Regions from separate parts of the Homo sapiens genome. Here region 1 is linked to region 2. Evidence: chromatin contacts called from ENCODE Hi-C data. All regions are on one chromosome and are shown on one strand. Each heading gives the region's core, a stretch centred on a gene start or an enhancer-like site at or near the end of the contact. The rest is flanking DNA. Distances are from core to core; before and after follow the strand shown. Region 1 overlaps CDK14 (cyclin dependent kinase 14). Region 2 overlaps CDK14 (cyclin dependent kinase 14).

What was found. A loop is a pair of places that touch in the nucleus more often than their neighbours do. Pooled maps may share reads with other maps.
Region 1: a loop to region 2 is called in a map with no recorded cell type, with 4 times the contacts of the local background. The contact joins two enhancer-like sites. A Hi-C loop is called at or near these places in 8 of 37 single-sample maps with no recorded cell type and 5 of 50 pooled maps.

The regions. Positions count from the first base shown.
Region 1 is chr7:90,815,287-90,817,989 of GRCh38, forward strand. All of the region lies in intron 5 of CDK14 (cyclin dependent kinase 14), which reads left to right. Among named protein-coding and RNA genes, the nearest start is that of CDK14, 220 kb to the left of the region's middle. Within about 2 kb of position 1,430, at least 5 of the 41 ENCODE cell types and tissues checked have a DNase peak (open chromatin) inside an H3K27ac peak, as active enhancers do.
Region 2 is chr7:90,776,374-90,779,189 of GRCh38, forward strand. All of the region lies in intron 4 of CDK14 (cyclin dependent kinase 14), which reads left to right. Among named protein-coding and RNA genes, the nearest start is that of CDK14, 180 kb to the left of the region's middle. RefSeq lists an enhancer at 739-798. Within about 2 kb of position 1,303, at least 4 of the 41 ENCODE cell types and tissues checked have a DNase peak (open chromatin) inside an H3K27ac peak, as active enhancers do.

The DNA.
Region 1 (2,703 bases), core at 180-2,679, 39 kb after region 2:
AAATGGCCATATCAACAAACATATGAAAAAAAGCTCATCATCACTGGTCATTATATAAATGTAAATCAAAACCACTATGAGATATCATCTCATGCCAGTTAGAATGGCAATCATTAAAAAGTCAGGGAACAACAGATGCTGGTGAGGCTGTGGAGAAATAGGAACACTTTTACACTATTGGTGGAGTGTAAATTAGTTCAACCATTGTGGAATGCAGTATGGCAATTCCTCAAGGACCTAGAACCGGAAATAACATTTGACCCAGCAGTCCCATTACTGGGTATATACCCAAAGGATTATAAATCATTTTACTATAAAGACACATACACACATATGTTTATTGTGGCATTATTCACAATAGCAAAGACTTGGAACCAATCCAAATGCCCATCAACGATAGACTGGATAAAGAAAATGTGGCACATGTATACCATGGAATACTATGCAGCCATAAAAAAGAATGAGTTCATGTCTTTTGCAGGGACATGGATGAAGCTGGAAGCCATCATTCTCAGCAAACTAACACAGAAACAGAAAACCAAACACTGCATGTTCTCACTCATAAGTGGGAGTTGAACAATGAGAACACATGGACACAGGGAGGGTAACTTCACACACTGGGGCCTTTCCGGGGATGGGGGGTAAGGGGAGGGGGAGAATCAGGACAAACACCTAATGCATGCGGGGCTTAAGACCTAGAAGATGGGTTGATAGGTGCAGCAAACCACCATGGCACGTGTATGCCTATGTAACAAACCTGCATGTTCTATACATGTATCCCAGAACTTAAAATTTTTTTAAAAAAAGGGCCATAGTGGTTTCTGAATGAAAAGAGTTAGAGATCACTGATGTGGTCATGGCAGACATGGGATTTGGGCTGAGCCTTCAAACGTAGATAAAATTCCTATAAACATAAATGAACAGAGAAAGACATAACTGCCAGGGCAGCTGGCTGGAGTAGGACTAGTACTTCCACTCCACATCAACCAACACCACCACCAGTTTGGCTGGCATAGAGAGAATTAAATATCTTGCTAGTAGGGTGTGTGGGTTGCTCCTGAAAGTTTTCTAATGAAAACTCGAGCTGCTCAGATGTTCACTGTTATTCTACTAAAAAGATAATCTGGGTATTGTTCTGTGCGGTGTCAGTTTCTAGGACTTATTTTCTTTATACTTGTTGTTTGTTACTATTCCTTTTGTTACTTTGGCATGAATTTAATTATTGACACTGGATCATTAATGTGGCCAGGGCATTTGGGATGATTGGTCAGGAGACCCAGGGATCTGTAAGAAAATGTCATCCTGGGAAAGAGGAGATATAACAAGATATTGAAGATTGTGTCCAGTTCAGGGATATTAGTAAATTCTGAGAAAGATTTGAGTATCTTCAGCGAGGGTGAGTTTGAGGTTGATAGGACTACGTACAGAAACAGGGAAGTCAGACGTGGCAACAGTTTTAGGGCCAAAGTGACTGAATTCATGTGGTATGTACTGAAACTGAGGTGATAACCATTTATCCCAGTAAATCACTGAATCTGAGGATATAAAAGCTGAAAAGAGCATTAGTGGTGATGTAATCTGTTCCCACCATTTTACAAGAGAACAAGTGAGTCCTAGAGCGAGTAGGTAGTTTGAACTACCAAGATCAGGAGTGAAAGTCGTATGAGTCATCACTGCAGAGAAGATGGTCAGAGATCTGGCAGTGAATCACTTAGTTAAAATACAGCTCTCACCACAGATTATATCTGATCTTGGTGTGAAGTGCCAAAAAACACGTCATTCAGATCTCTCTGTATTTTATATTTTCTCCTGACATTTTGGAATGTGGTGGAACTCTTCAAAAGACTATCAAATAATTCCTATTTTAATTTTATAAAAGGAAAATTAATAGCATATGTGGGGAAAATGTACCATATAGTACATTGTGGGAAAAGTGTAGAAGTAGAGAATTAAGGGAAATTTTAGTATGGGTCATTTATATATTTTGGACACATGCCATTTCAGTCAAGTCCTTGAGTATACCCGTAAGAATCGAATTGATAATCGTACTTTTAAAAACCCTAGCAACCTGAACAGGACCCAAGAAATAGAATTAAAGAAAATAATAAGCCAGAACTTGGCGGTGGTTCTGTTATCTGTGAGCTTGACACTCTTTCCTTTTTGTCCTAAAGTTTCAGACTGGAATGGGCAGGAATCAACAGCAGGGGTCAGTTTTAATGATGCTAACTTGGTGTAACAAAATTATTTAGGATTATAAAATTTTCTTGATAGAGACTGAGATTAGTTTTTCTGTAGGAATTTTTGTTTGTTTGTTTGTTTTAAGAATTGATCCAGTTTCTGTGATGAACAGCAGATTGGTGGAGCTGGCTTATTTAGAATGACCTGTGTAATATTTTTTAAAAGTTCTAAATGCATAGTAGTCTCTTAGTAAGTGGTTGTCTCTGTTGTTACTTTCTAAATGCCTTTGATTAAATTGTAAGATTGTAAGCCGTTAGGAAGCAGTTCAACATTTCTACTCTCAGGGACTTCCAAGGTTGATTTGGATCTGGAGTAGCTCTTCTCCTCTGCCTGTTTTATGTTAATACATTTGGATTATTCCGGATGGTTCATGGTGGGTAAGGGAACCAATCTCCCACCATCTACCCTTTCTAACCAGCAGACTGTAAGCCCACAGAATTGATTACCAGACAGATTCACACCTAA
Region 2 (2,816 bases), core at 53-2,552:
GTCCTGAGAAGTATACAACCCATAGCCCTAAAACTCCAGAAGGTTAATGTATTAAAATGGATGATTAAAGTCTCTCAAAACCGAACAATCAAACATCAAAGCAGATAAGCACAAGTCATCTCAATGAGAGAAGTGGAAGAATTAGAAACCGAGTGTGAGCTCGGCTTTAAAGTTCACACACACAGGGGTCATGGGGATAGAAAGGTCACAGAAGAAGTGCAAGCACTCACCTCCTGATATCATTGTTTCCAGGGAGAGTTAGTTTCAGGCATGAAAGTGCAGAACAAATGTAGATGTGAATTAAATTAACAAATGTCTTAGGACATTTGATAGTACTTTGGTTCTCTTTGGAGTTCTGATTGAAGACTTGAGATGACTGTTGCACAGAATTTTAAAGAAATTTGGAGTTGAAACTGTTTCATCACTGTCCGTGATCTTTGAGGATCTATGAAAAATTGGAGAGGCATTAGCAGTCTTGAGATGTCCAAACCTTTACAGAAGACGATAAATCTATGAACCAGAACCGAAGGAAATGGTGTGACATTCCCCTTGCACGCTCTTCTTGTTCCCCCTTCTCTAATGAAAATACTGTTCCGATGGTTTCTCAACAATTAGAAAGCAAAATAGTGACACGAAGTTAGTTAAAAAAAAAAAAAAAGTCATACTTAAATAACCTTAATTCCTTGTTTGGATCAGATTTTTAAGCTAGTAGACTTGCAGAACACTGTAGCTATTATATATCTGCTTATTTTAAAAATGTTGCTAAATGTTCCCAGTTATGTTCTGGTAGATAAGAGGATCATAGGCAGTTGGATGATGTGCTGTTGCTGGTGGTGGATCTAAAACAGGCTGTTCAGCTATACCTGAGAGTAGTAAGTTTTCCAGTAAGGTGCTGTTTCAGTATCTCTTTTACGTGGTAAGGACTTGGCTCATTTGTTTACCACTGAGCTTTCAACTATGAGGACACTCAAAATAGTTGAAAAACTTTTGAATGTTTATAGTAAAAAGGCGACTTCAGTTTTGGAGAGACCAGGCAAAGGAAGAGAGGCAGTGAGAAGCTGGTGTTGGAACCTGAAGGTTTAACACAATGATTTTCAGTCCTGGTTGCACGTTAGAATCACTGCGGGTGTTTTTACAAATACAGATGCTAGGACTTTACCCCACACCAGTTAAATCAGGGGCAGAGCTAGGCATTGTTGTTTCAAATCTCCTCTGGTGATTCTGATATGTAGCCAAGGTTGAGGACCTGTACCTTGTCATCTGTGCAGCTGCAAAAGCTCGGCCCATCCCTCTCCATGCTTTGCCTAGTGCACATAGGGGCAGCTGTGCCGAGCAGCAGCCAAAACAGTAGCCTCTATTCCACTGCTTCCAAGAGACTGCCAGGATGGAATCCTCTGTGCCTCACATCACTGTGTCATATCCCAGGCACTATCCAAAGTAAAAAAACTCCCTGATCATCCACTATGCCTCAGACTGCACCCTCATATTTCTTCTTCCCTTTTGTTTTTAACCATTTGCAAGTATCATGTTTCTTAATGTGTGCCCCACACTGTCCCTTTCCTCCATCCTTTAGGCTCTTTCCATGTGTTCTAGATATAGAACATCATTCTCTGATCAGGAAATTCCTACATATTTTCTACCTCTTCTCTGAGTGTTTACTTCTGCTTTAACAGAAAACTGGCTGTCTCTTGCAGTCCCCCAAGTAACTCATAAATTTATATGTCTGGCCTAGATTTTTCTACTGAGATCCAGACTCATAAATACCAATGCTTCCTTTATGTCTCCAGTTGGATGTTCCCAGACTAAGATCTTTTTCCCAAACAGAACTCTTGATACATTTTGTCTAAATCTTTCATCCTTTAATTTCACTCATTTCAGTAAATGATACCTACATCCACTTAGATGCTAAAATCAGGAAGTAATGGAGTCATCCTTTATAATTTCCGTATCCCAATTCAGTTTATCCTAACAGCCTGTTTGTTCTGTCTTCAAAATACCATTTTCCTTTTTTCCCATTGCTCTTACCAGTACCCTGGTGAGAATAGCCACCAAGTTTCACCCAGAGCCCCACAACAGCTTTCTGACTGCCCTTCCGGCTCCCACTGTGTGCTCCTGCAGGAATTCTCCACACCATAGCGAGTGAGCTGCAGACACAGAAGTTAATCATGCTGTTACCCTTCTTAAGATCTTTCAGTGTTTTTTGTATCAGTCCTTTATGCAGCCCAGAAGGCCCTTCGTGATCTGGCTCCTGTCCTCTCTAGCTCTTCCACCCACACCTCACTAGCTCTATCCTTCTTCCCCCATTTTTTCTTTCCCTTCCTCCTTCTCTTCTTTATTTTTGTTTAACACATCACATTCTCACCCTCTGAGCTTTTGTGCAGGTTGTTCCATCTGCCTGGAATGTTCTTGGTTTATTCTTTTATCTTCCTTTTTTCAGCTTAATCCTTTCCTGTGGAATGTAAAAATTGACCGACCTTCCTTCCTTCCTTCCTTCCTTCCTTCCTTCCTTCCTTCCTTCCTTCCTTCTTTTCTCTCTCCTCTCTCTTTTCTCTCTTTCTTTTCTTTCTCTCTTCTTTTCTCTTTTTTAAGACATGGGCAACTGGACACGGTGGCTCACGTCTGTAATCCCAGCACTTTGGTAGGCCGAGGGGTGGATCATAGTGAGTTCAGGTGTTCGAGACCAGCCTGGCCAACATGGTGAAACCCCGTCTCTACTACAGATACAAAAAATTAGCTGGGCGTGGTGGTGCATACCTGTAATCTCAGTTACTCGGGAGGCTGAGGCAGGAGAATTGCTTGAACCCAGGAGGCAGAGG